Regions from separate parts of the Mus musculus genome. Here region 1 is linked to region 2. The links are chromatin loops, found by intact Hi-C in ENCODE. Cell type or tissue: left cerebral cortex. All regions are shown on one strand. Links, peaks and the distances in the headings refer to the core of each region. The heading gives the core; the rest is flanking DNA.

Region 1 (8,323 bases), core at 71-8,070, 130 kb after region 2:
GCGTCCCCTCACCCCCAGCTCTCTCACCAAGATGCCTGGGATAGATACCCAGACCCATACTGGGACCCCAGGAGCTGGCAGCCCTGAGCAGGATGTTTGAAGCCCATTGCTTCTTCTACTTCTTTTAGCCATCTTATACCTCATTAGCAGGCAAAACCAGGAAATGGACTGGACATACAAACATAATGAAGTTGACATTCAAACCAGTCCATTTTATTCCAGCTATGCGCCTCCCATAAAAGCTAGGCAGGCTCTCATCACCTAAGACCTCCCAGGCCTGACATGGAAGATTTCAGCAGCCTGAGGGGTCAGGACCTCAGAACCTCTGATCACTGGGTGTCAGGAGCCTTCACTACTAAACTTCATAAGCTCTGGGCCGAACATGGTATTTCCCATCTTTTTGAGAGCTCAAAGACAGGGTGTTGGCCCATCAAGACAAGGCCAAGCCCACACAGCTAGAGAGCGCTGGCTGGCGGCATCAGAACCATAGTCCCTCCAAAGTCACAAAGGCACAAAGGAAGCAAGCCTTGCCAGACTATGCTAGCAAGCACCCGCCTGTAACTACTTGGTAACTACTTGGGTCGGGGTAGTGTTGCTCATGTGAAATGCTTCCCCATTGAGAGATGCTGCTTTGTTTATACTCTCCACAACCCATTCATAAAAAGGAGGCCCTTTAGTGTCCGGACTGTTCATATAATGCTCCATAAACCCAGCAGCTTGGGCTGGCAGCTTTGGTTCAACACAGGCTACTTTTCAGCTCTGGGGATTTCCCCCCCCCTTTGGATTTTTTTCTCCTCCTTAGTGACTCACCTTGTGACAAGGCACTGAGGCCAGATGTTGCCTGAGCAAGGCCAAGAGGAACAAAAGTAGATAAAATGAAAACATTGTAAGTCCTCTTAGATGCTAAGATGGAGAGGTGGGAAGAAATGAAAATAATTAGCCAATTTTCACTGAACTCCAATTTCAAGCAGGTATGCTAGGTTGAATTTCTTTCGGGTCTACTGAAATTTCCTTCTTGACTGCTACCCAATTCACGCCTCGCCTCTAAACACCGAGAGTAAGGAGGCACTTCCTCTATCTCTGCAGAAGAGAGAAGAGAAGGGCTCTTTCTGGATTGTAATTTGCATCATGGTTGAATAAATTAAAAGGTTGTTTCCTCTTCTGATGGTTCTAGAGTTGCTGGCTCCAAGAGGGGCAAAATTTGCTCAAGGTGCGGAAACTCAGGCAATGTCCCTGAAAGGAAAGGACTGTGTCCCAGGATGCATGCTGCAGACAGCACAGGCAGATCAGGAGCGCACTCAGGAGAGGCTTTCTGAGGTGGCTTTTCTGTTACAGTAAAAGAGAAGTAGGATTTTTTTTTCTCTCTTAATTGACAGGGGAGAGGTCTGCATTGCCATGGCAACTGTGAGGGGTGGCCTTTCCGATTGGAAGGTAAATGCTGGTTCATTAATCATCAAACTGGGGCACAACTGAAAGGTTTGGGGGAAAGAGGATGGGTGCAGGGGTACATCTGTCTCTTCACTACCTAGTTCCAAACCAGTCATCAGTCTTCTCCCACATCCCCCATGGTGTAGGCTTGATCGTCAATACACCAACTTCTAAGGCACTTGGAATGATAGCATTTCTTCCCCAAAGCTCTACCTTGGGAAGTCAGTAAAAACACTTAATATAAAAGGAACCATACAAATCCCATCCACAGGGCTGATCCAGGGTTATTTGTCAGGGGTTCTCCGAATAGCGTTTTCTCCCTCACTGACACCCAGGCGGAAAGAGGTAAAGCATACGGTAGCATAGACAACAAGTAAACTGCCAACACACAGCAGAGCTGGGTACAGCAAGAGACTGGCCCCATGAGGACAATGGGAGGACAGGACCACAGCCCCTTTCCAACTCCTGTCTGTGTGGTGTCTGTCATGTGAACAATCTTCAGCAGCAGATGGATCAGAAACAGCAGTTAAACATGCCCAAGGCCAGAGCCTTACAGACGTGCCCTATTTATACACCTTTCACAGAAAAGGTCAGAGACCTCCAAGGACTGCATCCATACTGAGCATTTCTAGAAAAGCCAAAGGTTCCCCTCCATCCACACTGAATTCCACATCACACGACACCAAGAGTAAGATTAGACTACACACAGACACACGCGTTTAACTCATTACTTCGATTCCTAAGAACCTTCCAATCTACAAAGCATTTGAGAAGATACCATGTTAGACAATCCATTTTCACAAGCTCACTGGTCAACGCCAAGACAAAAAACAAGTGGGAGAGAAGGAAGGGGTAGGAGCTGGGTGCGAAGGGCAGGACAGACAAAAGTGCTCAGCAGGACTAGCAAATAGCCTTAGGGACATTGCCTAGGGTTAGACTGCAGCAAAAAGAAGCCAGCACAATTGAGTAAGAAACTGACATGTGGAAGGGGTGCTTCGGAAGAAAGATCTGGTAGCTAGCTGTGTACAGACTGGACCAGAAGAGCCAGAGGAAGCAGGAAGAAACTGACCCGGGAACATGGCAACAGAGAGGGAAGGAGGGAGGGAGACACCAAAAAGAACAAACCAACCCCAGCAATGGTAGTGCACACCAGGACGCAGAGAAGAGACTTGCTGCCAGTCCCAGGCTAGCATCCGTTCTAGAGTGATAAGAGGTACAGGAGAGAAACAAGGGAGGAGAGGGACAGAAAGAGATGGCTACCAAAACCATCTCAGTTAATGGCTCAACTCCCCAGGGCCAGCCCTCCCAAACACTCATCTGACAGACAAGTATCTCCTGCCAGATTAAACCCCTGCCACAGAGGGAAATGTTATTTTGGCAATTCCCACCTTCCAGCAGCCAAACCAGGTCACCCTTCTGACTGCCACCAAAAGAAATCACACACAGTGCAACCCCAGCAAAAGGAAAGATTCTCCAGCCTTCTCTGGATTTTAGACATACAATTAAACTCTCTCCAACAAACTTCAGTCTCTTGTGTGAGGTAATACCCCCTTTCCCCACAAGCCTCAACTCCACCCAAGCTGGGGTCCAGACTCTCCTGGGGAGAGAGCGCCGGGGTGCTATGAATGAACTCCATACCCTGTTCCTGCTCCTTTGGCAGACAGCAGCTTTCTCACGGTGGGCTTAGAGCCAAACACAGCCGAGTGCTGCTCTCGACCAGTCCCACTGGTGTGCCACTCCAACCCAGATTTTTCTCAGCAAAAGGCCATGTTCTCAGCTGTTATCAGCCTGAGACTCCTCTCTTCCTGTTCCCAACTTAATCACATGAGGAGGGGCACCGGAGCCGAGTGGATTTTCTCAAACGGGTAAACATCATACAGCCTAGAGCTGCTCACCCGCTGGGGTTAGCGCTCACAGCTTAAGCCAGAGATCCCAAAGTGTCCTAGAACAGTGGTGTCCCCAAGAAATGTGGTCTCTCTGAGGCTTTCCTTGTTGGTGGAAGATTATGGAGGTAGAAGATGGGGAGAAACGTGTCAGGTGGTACAAAAGAAAGCTGGAAACCTTATTTTATGTCTTCAAATTTCTGCCTCAATTTATGGACTCAGCTTTATCATGTCCCTATGTGGGTACCTTCTTGCCCAAGGAAGACGGCTACAGCAATAGTGAAGGCATCGCCAAGCACAGTGGGTGTGTGTGTTGGGGGGTGGGGTCCCTTAGTCCCAATCCAAGTAGCCGCCTGTGCTCTTAAGACTGCCGACAATGGGCCACTAGGAGACATCCCAGGTGGAGTTAAACCTCTACCGAGAGGCAGACTTGCTGAAAGCCTCACTGCTAGCAGGCTCCGCTCGCCTCTGTGAGTCCACCAGCCCATTCGCCACCGGCCAGGGCACTCGGTGCGCACACCCCTCAACCCTGCCCCTCCGCCTTGGCTAAGTCGACCCCACTCTTCCCGGAGCCGCGAGGATATCTGCGGCTACAGACCAGAGCCAGTGCCGCAGCTCCTCCCGGTGGACGCCCCGGCCCCCGCAGTCCCCAGGGCAGAGTCCGGCCCCGTGCCCGCCCCTTGGGGTGGGTGCCCCGGACTCGCTCCCCTCCCCGATACCACTACCTGCGCCCGCTCGGGCGCCGCCTTTGTCCGGCTCTTCACCGCCGAGCGGGCCCCTTGGGCCCGACCTGACCCGGTCCACGGCCCCAGAGGAGAGGCGGCGGGACTGGCAGGGCACAACCAGGCCAGGCCTGGAGCACCGGGTCCCGCTGTCACTTGGAGGCGGTCTGACAACTTCGATTCCCCCCGCCCCACCTCGGACTCGGCCGCCGCCCCGCACGGTCCCCACAGGGCCTCCCGCGGCCCACACTCGCTGTTCGAACCGGTCCCCTTCCGTCTTCGGCGCCTCCCTTCCTTCAGCCCGACCCGATCGAGTCCACACTACCCCTCGCCCTGACGCGGCCCCCATCCCCATCCCCCCTCCGGCAATTGCCGGTCAGCTCCCAACCCGGGAGGGCGCCCCCCACCCCGAGAGGGCGCTCCCGCGGCGACGCCCCCAGCCGCGGCCCCTAGCCTCCGGGACCACGATGGGGGAGGGGGCTTGGCGGGGGCCTTGCCGCCCGCGCACTCGGAGGCGAGCCGGCTCCGCCGCGGCGAGGAAGCACCCCGCGTCCTCCCGCCCTCCGTAGCCCGGGACGCCCGCGCCGCCGCCGCCCGGCCAAGCTGCCACCCTGCGGCCGCCACCCACCCCGCCCCCGGCCTGCGAGGCGGGCGCCCCCCGGGGGCTGTCACCTCGAGGCGCGCAATGCTCCCCGATGGCGGGACCGCAGCGCCGGACCCGGGGGAGGGAGGCGGCGCGCGCGGGCGGGCAAGCAGCCGCACCTGCTTCTTGTCGTCCGTCCGTCCCTTCCCGGGGCTGGCGGGGGCGGCGGCGCGGCGCGCTCGGCGGGGCGCGCTGACGGGCGGCCGGTCCTCTCCCTTTTGCTAGTCCGCCTACCTAGCTCGCTCGCTCTCGCTCGTTCGCCCTCCCCTACCCCCTCCTGGATCCCGGCTCCTAGCTCACCGGGACGAGAGGCGCGGACGGCGCGGCTTCGGGCGCCCGCAGGCCCTGGCCGGGCTGGAATCCGGCGGCTGGAACCCCCCGGGGGCGCTCAATTCCCGGGCTCCACGCTGCTGCGTCAGCGCCTCCTCCTGGGGGCCGGGGCCGGGCAGGCGGAGCGGGGGCCGCGGTCGGGCGGGGCCGTCGGGGGGGGCGGGCGCGCCTGGCCGGGGCGGGCGGACGGCTAGGGCCGGACGGGCGGGGCAGGCGGCCGGACGGGCGAGCAGCGGGGGCCGGGCTCCGGGATCCGCTACGCCGCTCGCGGTTCCCCCACAAACTCCCCGAGAGCGGAGCCTCCGCCGCCCTCCTTCCTGCTTCCTCGTCCTCAGCCAATCAGCGGCGCGCCCCTCGGCAAGCTCCGCCAATCAGCCGCCCCGCCCTGCGCTGGCCCCGCCAGCCAATCCGGCCCTCGGCTCCCCCTCCCGGTCTCCAACCAATCAGAATCGTGGGTCGGTCGTCCCGACGCAGGGGGCAGCACGAGGCGGCCGGGGGAGGCGGTGCGGGGAGTGGTGGGGCCTGGGGGGAGGGGTACGGTGCCAAGGGTGGTGGCGGGGGATGATTTTCTTTGCCGGCTTCTTGTATTTTCTCCTGGTCTTTGGAGCCTGAGCCAGTATCCCATGGTGACCTGACCCTGAAGCCCCAGCACCTCACTGCAGACCCCCACCCTGAAAAATCTTAGCGCGCCCCCTCCCTGACCATCACCCTTCTACATCCCTCTTTCCTCGTAACCTCTCCAGCACCGGCTACAGTAAACTGAGGGTCGAGGGGGCACCTCACCCTCAGGCTGCTGCCCCCATGGCAAAGCTTCGGGAAGACCAACCGAAAAATTCAAGCAAGAACAACACCCCCTTTCCTCCTGAAAGGGCCCCAGACTCGCGCGAAAGGGCCCCGACTCCTGAGAAGCCCCTCCCGCCCTTGCCTCATCTTTCCGACTTCCCTGCTTGCCACGTCTCCTTTCCTTCCTAGCAAGGTCGGTCCTGGCTCGGTAACCCCTCACCCGCATCTCTTTTTCCTCTTTCTGTCCTTCACCTAACGCCCCCCACCCCAGTTCCCAATTCGCCCTCTTTCAGAAGCCAAGTGTGGAACCCTCATCCATTTCCAGCTGACAGCAGAGTCTGGTCTGTGAGTCCTTGACACCCACACACCCTCTTCCACCACCGCGGGGAACATCAGAGCTCTCCGGTGGAGAGGGAAAGGGGCGGGCAGCCCAACAGGCGCGGCTGGACACACTCCTTCGCGTCCCCAAGCTAGTGTAGAACCAGTGCAGACACTTACCTAGCTTCCCCATAGTCGCCTTATGCTGTGGCTCCGTCTCTCACACCCACAGACGTGCTTTTCCAAGCCTGAGCACGCTCTCGGGGTCAGCTGGGTGGGTGGGCACAGCAGGCTGAGGTCATATGAAGGGGTGGGAAGTCCCTGGGAGGTGCGGGAAGGGGCTGTGTCCTGGACACCTTGTAGCGCCAGAGCCAGCCCAGGACTTCACTTCAAGGAGCTGTAATGTGCACACAGTAGGTTCTTGAGAAATACCGAGTCCACCCCTGAACAAAGCCTCATTTCCAATTCAGGCGGGGGAGGGGCGCTTTGGGAGGTAAAGGAGCAGGAGCAAAAAAGGGTAGTGTCAAGTCACCCGAGCCTGGGAGCAGCCGGGGAGGGGCTGGGCCCTGGAACGCCTAGGGCAGAGAAGCGCCCAGAGTGCTGAGGAAGCCTGGTTAGTAAGCAGGAAAAATCGAGCCTCGGAGAGTGGCTTAGGGGCTCCTCCTGCGCTCTATACAGTTCCCCACCTTTCCTAGACCGTGCTACTGACGTGCACTGACCCGGGCAGCTTTTAAGGTAACTAGGGCTGCCAGCCTCTGTGGCTGGGCAATAGCCTGAGAGAGAGAGAGAGAGAGAGAGAGAGAGAGAGAGAGAGAGAGAGAGAGAGAGAGAGAGAGAGAGAGAGAGAAGAGGAGAGGAGAGAGGAGAGAGAGAGAGAGAGAATTCATTTACCTCCAGAACTGCCCCCGGGGTCTCCCAAGCTGCCTACCTAGTCTACAGGACACGGTTTACCAAGGCCGTACTAAAATCGTGGTGCGCCAACTTCTCAAAGGGCCAAAGTCTCTTAGTACCTCTGTCCTCCTACTTCCCATCCTTAGGGAAGGCAAAATCCCAAACCTCGGAAAGTAGGGCACTGAAGGACTTCTCCCTTCACTGAGCCTCCCAAGGCAAAGGTGCTCTGCAGTGCTCCCCAACACTTACAGGCCAACTGTACTTTCCATCTCACAAAATTAGCCCCTCTCCTCAGCCAAGTCCATTATCGTGTCTCATGGTAGACCCCGGTCCTCAGATTGGAAGTAGAGGGTATTTCTGGCCACTTAAGTGAGCAAGGTAGGACAGCAGACTCTGATGATAGGGGTGGGGTGGTTTGAGAATGTGAGGATCAAGAAAAAATTTAACTGGTCACAGGGAAAGAAACTCAAGCGGCAGCCCACGTTTAACCTGGAAACTGACAGAGCCAGAGCAAGACTGCTGGAGTGGGCTTCTCCCTGGCACCTTCAGGTAAACCCCTGTGGTCCGGGTACCAGGAGAAGTTGATTTATTTGAGACCCAGGTGGAAGGGAAGAGGGACTGATGGTGGAGGACCCAGGAGCTTAAGTAGCCCAGCCTGCTCAATAGCCAAAGAAACTCTGTCCTCAGAGCTCTCCCTGTGGGTGGCTGGCTCATTTGCCCCAGGAGGCTCTGGCTCAGTGGGCTTATGGCTGGGGGTGGGGTCTGGAGGGAGGAGCGCAGGCTTTCTAAAGGCACTTGATGTTCCTCCTTTAGCAGCCCATTGATCTCCTGGGTCCCCCCTCTCTCTCTCTTGTTTTTGAACGCTGGTCCACCAGCCAGCCAAGAGGAGGCCAGGGTTTTAGACAGGCTGCGTGTACCCCAAAGGGAGTTTTTGGCCTCCTGTCCTCTTTCACTCTATTTTCAGGACCCCTGCATCTGGAACAATCCTCCTTCCAATCCAGAGCCTTTCCTGTTGTAGAACTATTTAATATCAATCCGGGGTTTCTACCCTGCCTTTGACCATTACGGTCCCAGATAAAACTCACACACACACACACACACACACACACACACACACACACACACACACACACACGAACTCACACACACACACTCATACACTCACACACACAACCTTTATCTTTATAATAAGCCTTAATCAGCACATCTGGGAAAGGCTCCTGCTCCCATGGTTTCTTCCTTAGTGCATGCAGCTCCCATCCCACTCCACCAGAACAGCTGTGCCACTGCCTGGGGGCTGTCACCTTTCCTCTCTCTCGCCAAAA
Region 2 (8,323 bases), core at 223-8,222:
TTGGGCTGTTAATTCTTTTGTTAAGATTTTATGTCCAGAATAAATAATAAACAACACAACAAAAAGAGTATATTCCACTGTGAGAAATTATATCACATGCACTAGGAGAGAGATGATCAGTAGAACAAACAGAAAAGAATAAGTGTTGGGTAGCTTGGGGGGCGTGGCACACTCCTTGAATCCCAGCACTCAGAAGGCAGATGCAGGTGGATCTTTGTGAGTTCAAGACCAGCTTGGTCTACAGAGCAAGATCCAGGACAGCCAGGGCTATACCAAAACCATGTCTCAGAAAACAAACATACAACAACAAAGAACAAAAGAAAAAAGAAAAAGACACAGATTGTCTGAGTCCATGCCTGTGGAATAAAGAATAAACTGTTTACCAGGAGTTGAGAGAGAGAAAAAGGGAAGAATGTGCTGTACAGTTTCCTGTAGGAATGAGAAATATGTTTTGAAATCTTGAGATAAGGTTGCTCTAGTTTGTGAATATAGTAAATGCCAACAGTGTTTATCTTAAAGCGGTTAATTTTATGCTATGTGAATTTTATCTCAATTAAAAAAAAAAAAAAAAAAAAAAAGCAAGGCATGGTGTTTCATACCTGTATTCCCGCTCTGGAGGCAATGTAGGAGGATTCAGGGTTCAAGATCTGCCTGAGCTAGAGAAACTCAGAAATACTAAGGGGCTTGGAGGTCAGTTGTAGAGCACTTGCCTTCTAATGGATCTAGATTCTATCCTAAGCACTGGGGGGAAGAGGGAAGGGATCGTAAGAAACCAGTAAAAATGGACATACAAGGTGTTAGAAAAAAATGATCTATGTACAGATCTGAAAGCCCCAACAAGCCAGAAGGAAGGAGGTAGCAGCAGGTACAAGCAAGGTTCCTTACTGTGAAACCTTGCTCTTCTCCAAACCTGAGTATCAACCAATGGGAGCAGTCCCTGTCTCAAGGCCCATCCTTGCTCCAATCCAAGAAGCCATTTTTCCAATGGTCACATTCCTCAGTCTTCTTGCCAGTCATCCCGTGCCCAGGCTGGGATGGGTGAGACGTACTCAAAGTCTGGCCCTTTATAGCGGAGGGCATGCAGGAACATTACGAGATCCTGGGGCAAGGGATCCTGTCGCAACACTCGGCACTCGGCACAGAGCGGGTCTGTTTCTTGAGTCACATCTGCTTTAGCTGCCTTCTCTGGTGTGTCCAGATGCTGAGGGGCTGCCTCAGCTATTCCATCTATCTTCTGGGCTGCTGTAGCCAACCCTTCCAGGCTGTCTTTAGCCAACTCTGAAGAGGGAGCTGTCGAGTCTATGAGCCCTGGCGTCAGGTCACTCTCACAGAGATCTAGCATACTCAGGCTTTCTTTGGCCTGATGTTCTGCAACCAGGTCTCGGAGCAGTTCCTCGTCTGTCTTTGGAATGTGGCCACCCTGGCCTCGAGAAGGACCCCAGGCAGTTGAATTGTAGATGGGGTCATTGAGAATCGGGTGGCCCAGGAATTGGAGGTGGACTCGGATCTGGTGAGTGCGACCTGTAAGTGGTCGGCACTGTACCACACTGGAGCGGCCATTGTAGCTCAGCCTCTGGAACACAGTCTCACAAGGCTTGCCCCGGGGATCCACACGGCACACTCCTACCTTGTAAGACACCACTAAGATGGGTTCCTTACAAATTACCTCCTTGTCAGGGAACTCCCCTGCAACCCGGCATACATACTCCTTCTCCAGCTGCACAGGAGGAAAGGGGAAAAAGTCAGTCCAAAGTGAATACAGAGTCTAAATCCTCTCTTCAGGTACACCAGTGTATCTGAGAGAGGAAGATTCAAATTCTAACACCAGCGTTGTCAGTTTCACCACCTGGGTAAGTTACTTAAACTCTATACATCCCATATCTCATCTAGAAAGTATGAAGTCAGGGCAATGGCTCCACAGTTAGGATCACCTGCTGCTCTCCCAGAGGACCTGGGTTCAGTTCCTAGCATCTACATGGTGGCTCACAACCATCCCTAACTCCAGTTCCAGGAGAGCTGTTCTCATTCTAACCTCTGCAGGGGCATGTGTGCACGCGCGTGCGCAAACGAACACACACACATACACATACACATGCAGAACACTCATATAAACTAAAATGAATACATAATAGAAATTCTTTTAAAAAGAAAATATGAACTGAGAAAACATTTACCTCACGGGGCTACCATAAGCGTTTCATAAATTGGGTTCTAATGTGTTGGGGATTAAGTCTGGCGTGTGCTCAATGAGCGAATTATGATCCAGATGCAGAGCATAATCACCACCAGTAAGAATCTTACTTGCACCTCTTTCAACTTTATCCTACTAAGTGAGCTCTCTTCAAAATCTTAACAATGTTTAATGTTTCCAGAACAGCAAACTACCAGGGCCATCTCCAAAGCCCTTCTGAAGCATACAGGATAGCTGTCTTTGGAACTTCAGGTGCTGAGCCTCCTCAAAAGAGGAAGGTTGTAGATGCCCCTCAATCTACTTTATGATTCCTCTGTGTTCCAGTGTACAGCAGGCAAAAGCCTGACTCACCTGCCGATCCCGAACCTGCTCATGGATCTTCTCCGAGACTGCAGCTGTCTTCGCAAACATGAGCACTCCTGAGGTGAGGCGGTCCAGCCGATGCAGTGGGTGTAGCTCTTTCAGTTGGTGCTCCTTGCCTAGGATGAAGATGACCGTGTTGTGTCGGAAGCGGCCACAGGGGTGCACAGGAATGGAGGACGGCTTGTCTATAACAACCACATCGTTGTTCTCAGCTAGCAGGTGGATAGGCTCTGCTGTGACTGGTGGCTCATGTCTGTGCACTGTGTTCCGCAAGAAATCATTGTCCTGTCAAAAACATACGCAACATCAGCCTGGGACCAGCAACCTATAGATAGTCAGTCACCCCAGCTCCTCAGTTCCTTACTGACACAGAGGAACGGTCACAGTAAAGCCTTCAATAGAAAAAGAAGTGGGTGTAGTAAGATCTCATTTTGTAAAAATATACACAGGCATACAGCTAGTTTTGAAAAATATACAAAGTTGATTGAATTTCTTGGTGGTGAGAATGAGTATTTTTGCTTCTTTATATACTCTTTACAATAAAGTTGTATTTTAAGATTTTTCATTACATTCATTTATGTGTGTACATGCATAACAGCGGCACACGCAGAGACAAGAGGTTGTGAGTCTTAGTGGCAAGGACCTTTACCTACTGAACATCTCACCATCCTGACAGAAATATATTTGAAAGTAAATGTCTTTTAAATAGAGAGACAACCTCTACTAGTTACGAACAAACAACACAAGTTCAGAGCTCTAGGCTCTACACACAGATTTGATACAAGCTCACTACATACTCTTGGGCAAGTCATTTTAACGCCTCTAGGACTTGGTTTAAAAACCTATGGTTTTCAAAATCTGTATGGGGAAGGTTATTTCCAAATCCTGAAATTCTCCTTTTCTCCTTACAATCTCTGTGAGCCAGTGTTAATGATAGTAGTCTCACTGAATTTAAAAAAAAAAAAAAAAGGCTGGAGAGATGGCTCGGTGGTTAAGAGCACTGACTGTTCTTCCAGAGGTCCTGAGTTCAATTCCCAGCAACCACACGGTGGCTCCCAACTATCTGAAATGGGATCTGATGCCCTCTTCTGGTGTGTCTGAAGACAGCTGCAGTGTACTAAAATAAAATAAATAAATCAAAACAAAACACCTGCCTAGTATCTATCCCTGACTTCCTAATTCTATACACATGGGAAACGAGTTTCAGTGTTAATATGAGCGCACACTTTGGGAATCGTACTGTTGCCTTACTTTGAGGTTCAGTTTGGTCACAAAGGGGAGAAGAAGCAATGCAAACTCCCCAAAGTTGCCACTTGAGTTTAATGTTAGAGTGCACAAAACGCTTAACTTTGTTCCTGATACAGTTAAGAACACATAAATGAGGTCTCTATTATTATTTGTACAGAGATATATCATGCAGGGTAGAAAGTAGGCAGTGCCCTTGCCACAAGGCAGATATTAAAGGAACATGAGAATTTCCATTTTGTTTGTTGGAAACAAACAGCCTTGCTGGCAAGGATGATCAGGTTAAGTTCTGGAGCGTGGGAAGGCTATCTAACCTACTTGGGGCTGTGGGAAGCGGGGACTAAAAGAGCACCAAGAGAAAATGAGATTGTTTCTGAATTACCATCACTTTACTCCCATACTTATAAGGTGTGTCTGAGAAAACAAACAAACAAAAAAAATCCCAAAACCTTCCCTCCTTTTCTCAAAGCTAGTTCCATCAGACACCACCTTGAGCACGATGCTGAGGTCCTGGACTGGTTCCTCGTTGAGATGCAGGCGTCCTGCCCGGACAGCGGCCTCGTAGTAAGACAGTGGCTGGGATCGGAACTCGGTGCTGAAGACGTGCAACAAGCTGCGGCCCACCCAGCGACCTTTACAGTAGGTCTGGAAGTCAAAGTAATAGGGCCGCACCTTGCGCAGGCCGCCCTCGAAGTAGTAGGTAGTCTCTGCGAAGTGCTCATCGCTAAAGCTCACCCCGGTGCGCCGTTTCTTCGGAGGCGGCACGACCCGTTCCCCAGTGGCGCCCCTCCGCTTTTTCCTCTTGCCTGAGTCGGCGACTGGAGCTGGGGTCTGCTCTCCGTTGCTCGGGAGCTGCCCTTCGCCTCCCTGGGCCTGGTCCCCGCTCTCCGGGACCTGCTTCCCTACCGCCGCCGGCTCCAGGCGCTCCAGGAGCGGCTCTCCGCTCGTGTTGCTACCAGCATCTCCATTTGGCTGAACCAAAGCCTTCAGCCCGCCCGCTGCCTCGGCTTGCGCAGACAGTGCCTCAGTCATCGCCTTCCCACAGCTACCCCAAGTCCGGACAAAGCTGTGGGACCAGAGCGCCACCTGCCACTGCACAATGTCCCGTAGGCAGCCCGGGACACCCCGCCACATGACAGCACGGCTAGCCGCTTCAGGGTCGCAATCTGATGGCGTCACAAGGTAACAACCAATCAGGAAGATCCCAGTACAGAGGCGGGTTTGCAAGAAGGGAAAAGTGAGTTGTTTTCAGAGTTAGGTGTCTGAGGAAGTCCTTGCTTGGAGTACCCTTATGCCCAAGGTCACAGGTAGACTCATTGAAGAGATCAGATGGTATTTCCTAAAGGAAATCTTCGGGAGTGCTCCACATAAAAGACTTGAATGGAGATGATGGTACACATTTCAAATAGATAAGCGCTATTTTCCTGGGTCTGTAAAAAACGCCTAAAAGTGTACTTAAAAGAGGCAGAGCCCGCAAGGTATCGCACACCTGTAGCTCAGAAGGAGCATCAGGAGTTTCAGTTCTATGGTTATTCAAGAGTGTGTCTCAAAATAAAAGCAGACAAGCAAAAGAATAGTAATTATTATTGTTTTAAAAAACGAATACAAGGCAAACAAGCAGGAAAAAAGTACCAATCAGAATGAAAGTTGCTACAGCTATGACTGTATTAGTACCAATTTGTCTACTTTGCTTTTACTTTTGAGGGACAGTGTTGGAGAATCCTAGAGTATCAAGCACTCGTTCATTTAAGTATACCCAGTACTGCTATTGTATGACTTAAAGGCTGCATATTATAGTATGTTACATACCTTGATAAAGCTATTATTATATATATTATATATTACATATTATATATAATTGTATATGTACATATGTATTATAGACATACTCCCCAGAAGCAATTTTTTTCACACCTGCCCTTCCTGCTAACAGCATGAAAAGAACTAGAGATTGCCTATTTGACTTCCATGAACTCTTATCCAGAACCACTTGCACATTAGAACTTCAAATGGATCAAAATTTTATTGCCAAGGTCTTATGTGTGTATGTGTGTGCCAGTTGCATGCACTTGTATGTATGAGTGTGTGCAAAGGTGAGAGGTCAACCTCAGATGACCTTTCTCTGGTGCCGTCCATTTTGTTTAATGAGACAGGGCCTCTCACAAGCATGTACTGCAATGCCCACCTTTTTAATGTCGGTTCTGGGGATCGAACTGAGGTCTATGTTGCATGACAAGCACTTTACCAACTGAGCCTAGCCCTTCCTTTATCTCCCTAGCCTGCTAGGGTTCTTAAATGCAAAATGCTGAAAACTGCACTGGCTAACTTCATCAGAGCAGGGATTACTGGGAGGATGTTAGTACTTCATAGGATTCATAAAAGAGTTGAAGTATAGACTGAGGAAAGAGACCAAATCAAGGCAAGCAAGGCCTCTGAAAACTATCTGTTGCTGGAGAAGAACCCCACTTGGGATGCTGCCACTGTGAGACTTGCTGCTGTGCCAATTACTCTTTGCCCCCACAACCCTTTGTCCCTTGAAAATCACTAAATATATCAGTCTCTTTGTGATCCTATCTCAAGATCTGGAATCCTACAAGGGAGCCAAACTTCCAAGAGGGACTAAATCTGTCTTTATTTTACAGAGTGCCTGGCAATAGTCAGTAATCCCATTATTCTTCACAGTGGGATTTCTCCAAAAAATGTAAATATTTGATTGCTAGTGTCTAAAAACAGGACAAGTGTCTAGTCCAGTTCAAGTATGTGAGCATGAACTTTCTCATGGGCGTTTACTATACAAAATGTTAATGTTGGCTTAGACTATTCTTATGCATTAGCCTTCTGGAGAAGATCAAGAGATGATTTTTATCTAAATGCTTCTATATATCAAAAGTCCCACAAAGGGAGGTGGACATAGGAGGACCAGAATTGTTAGGTCATCTTTGACTAAATAGAGAGTTCAAAGTTATAAACAAAAATTTCTGGGGGGAGGATATGGGGGACTTTTGGGATAGCATTGGAAATGTAAATGAGGAAAATACCTAATTAAAAATAAAAAGGTATTCAGACAATGAAAAAAAAAAGTCTCACCAAATGAAGTGAAGGACAGAAGATGTCCGTGTGGTTTTACTACAGATCAGACTGAGATACCTGAAGCTGTAGAAATCTTTATGCTGAATGCCAGATTCCTAATTACCTGCTTTTTAAAACAGAGGTTGGATTTTACACTGGCTGTGAATACCATAGAGCAGAAGTGCTTAAAAAAGAAAACACTATCTCTTGAGCATGTTGCCTTATTAAGAAATTTACATTGAGGGCTGGTTTGCACCTTTTAACTGGAGATATGACAGAGAGAGAGAAGACAGAGAGAGAGAGAGAGACAGAGACAGAGACAGACAGAGAAAGACAAATAGAGACAAAGTTAGGGAGAGAAAAAGAAGAAACTTACAACGAGGGTAGCATTTTATCCAGAGAAACTTATACATCAGCAGGGTTTCTGCTTCATAGAGTTTGTACAAACTCAGCTTGACCTAATCACAGACACCATGAGTCATAACCACGATTGCCCCTGAGAAACGTCAGTTGATTTTTGCCACATAGTTTCCTAGTAAGTGTACGTAGACCAGGCCATATGTGGAGCTTTGTAACTAGATCCCAGTGCAGTCAATGTCAGATGACATTGATATTGAGTTAGGCAAACCAGGTATTTTCTACCTGGAAAGCACTTTTGCTGTGTACCAGAATATACATTTTTTTGGCTGAAATTACAGGTATCCACTGGCCTTATTGCCAGAAAGGACCACACTTGCACCCCCAAGTTCCTAATAAATTGCATTGTATACAATCTGAGGTCTTTCTGCCTCTTTCTCTCTTCAGTCTCATGTGACCTGGAGCCCATTTTTCACACTGGACTGTTCTTGAACAGAGCTGATATAATTAATAAATTAATTCAATTAAAGCACATATTATAGTGCTTAGTAAAGTTGCTGGATGTAAAAACAAGTCAAAAATCTTATTTCCTGACTCTTCTTGACTTTTGAATGGAAGTTTGCTCTCCAGCCAGGTTGTCAGTGGTTTGTCTGCCCGGCTTGAGAAGCACTAACATACACGTTTACTGTGTACTTTGTGGGCATCAAGCATCTTCTGAGCTCATTTAAAATTTTAAAATATCATTGAGTTTTTGTGGTATTGGAGGTTAAACCCAGGGCCTTGCACATACTGGGCAAATGCTCTCCCACTAAGCTAGACCCCCGGATCCTGTCTCCCTCTTTTGAGTAGAGAACTTCTGACACTGCATTATTACCTTCAAGAAGTGAAAACCACAAACTGGTTCTGATGGTTCGTTCTGACGGAAATCGTATGAGATCAAGAGATAGCCAGGAGATCAGTGTGTATTTATCTAGCACACTCCTGAGCATTTCTGGGAGGGAGGTTGATATGTGGTACAGAAACCGAGAGGGAAAGGCACACCCACTCAAGATGGAATAAAAGCAGAAAGAGTAGGAAGCCTGAATCACCGTGGATGGA

What was found. Peaks named below come from ENCODE experiments on the same cell type or tissue, not always from the same donor. Only the 100,000 strongest peaks of a DNase experiment are listed, where the experiment ranks them.
Region 1: it touches region 2 in a loop (2.8-fold over the local background); 1 of 42 quality-filtered maps calls a loop at or near these places.

What each region holds. Positions count from the first base shown.
Region 1 is chr2:118,898,411-118,906,733 of GRCm38, reverse strand. Bahd1 (bromo adjacent homology domain containing 1) reads right to left here and starts at 5,119. Exons shown (of 7, transcript NM_001045523.1): 1 at 4,977-5,119. Gm32957 (a long non-coding RNA gene) reads left to right here and starts at 5,554. Exons shown (of 4, transcript XR_003954052.1): 1 at 5,554-5,982; 2 at 7,455-7,547. In left cerebral cortex, for the core only: CTCF peaks have their summits at 3,006, 3,935 and 5,487; DNase peaks (open chromatin) are centred at 4,909, 5,377, 6,160, 6,597 and 4 more places; H3K4me3 peaks cover 3,684 bases; H3K27ac peaks cover 1,942 bases.
Region 2 is chr2:119,031,434-119,039,756 of GRCm38, reverse strand. Rpusd2 (RNA pseudouridylate synthase domain containing 2) reads right to left here and starts at 4,967. Exons shown (of 3, transcript NM_173450.3): 1 at 4,289-4,967; 2 at 2,543-2,839; 3 at 1-1,717. The coding sequence starts at 4,933. The coding sequence ends at 998. In left cerebral cortex, for the core only: CTCF peaks have their summits at 3,669 (motif pointing left) and 4,880; DNase peaks (open chromatin) are centred at 4,396 and 4,941; H3K4me3 peaks cover 1,249 bases; H3K27ac peaks cover 566 bases.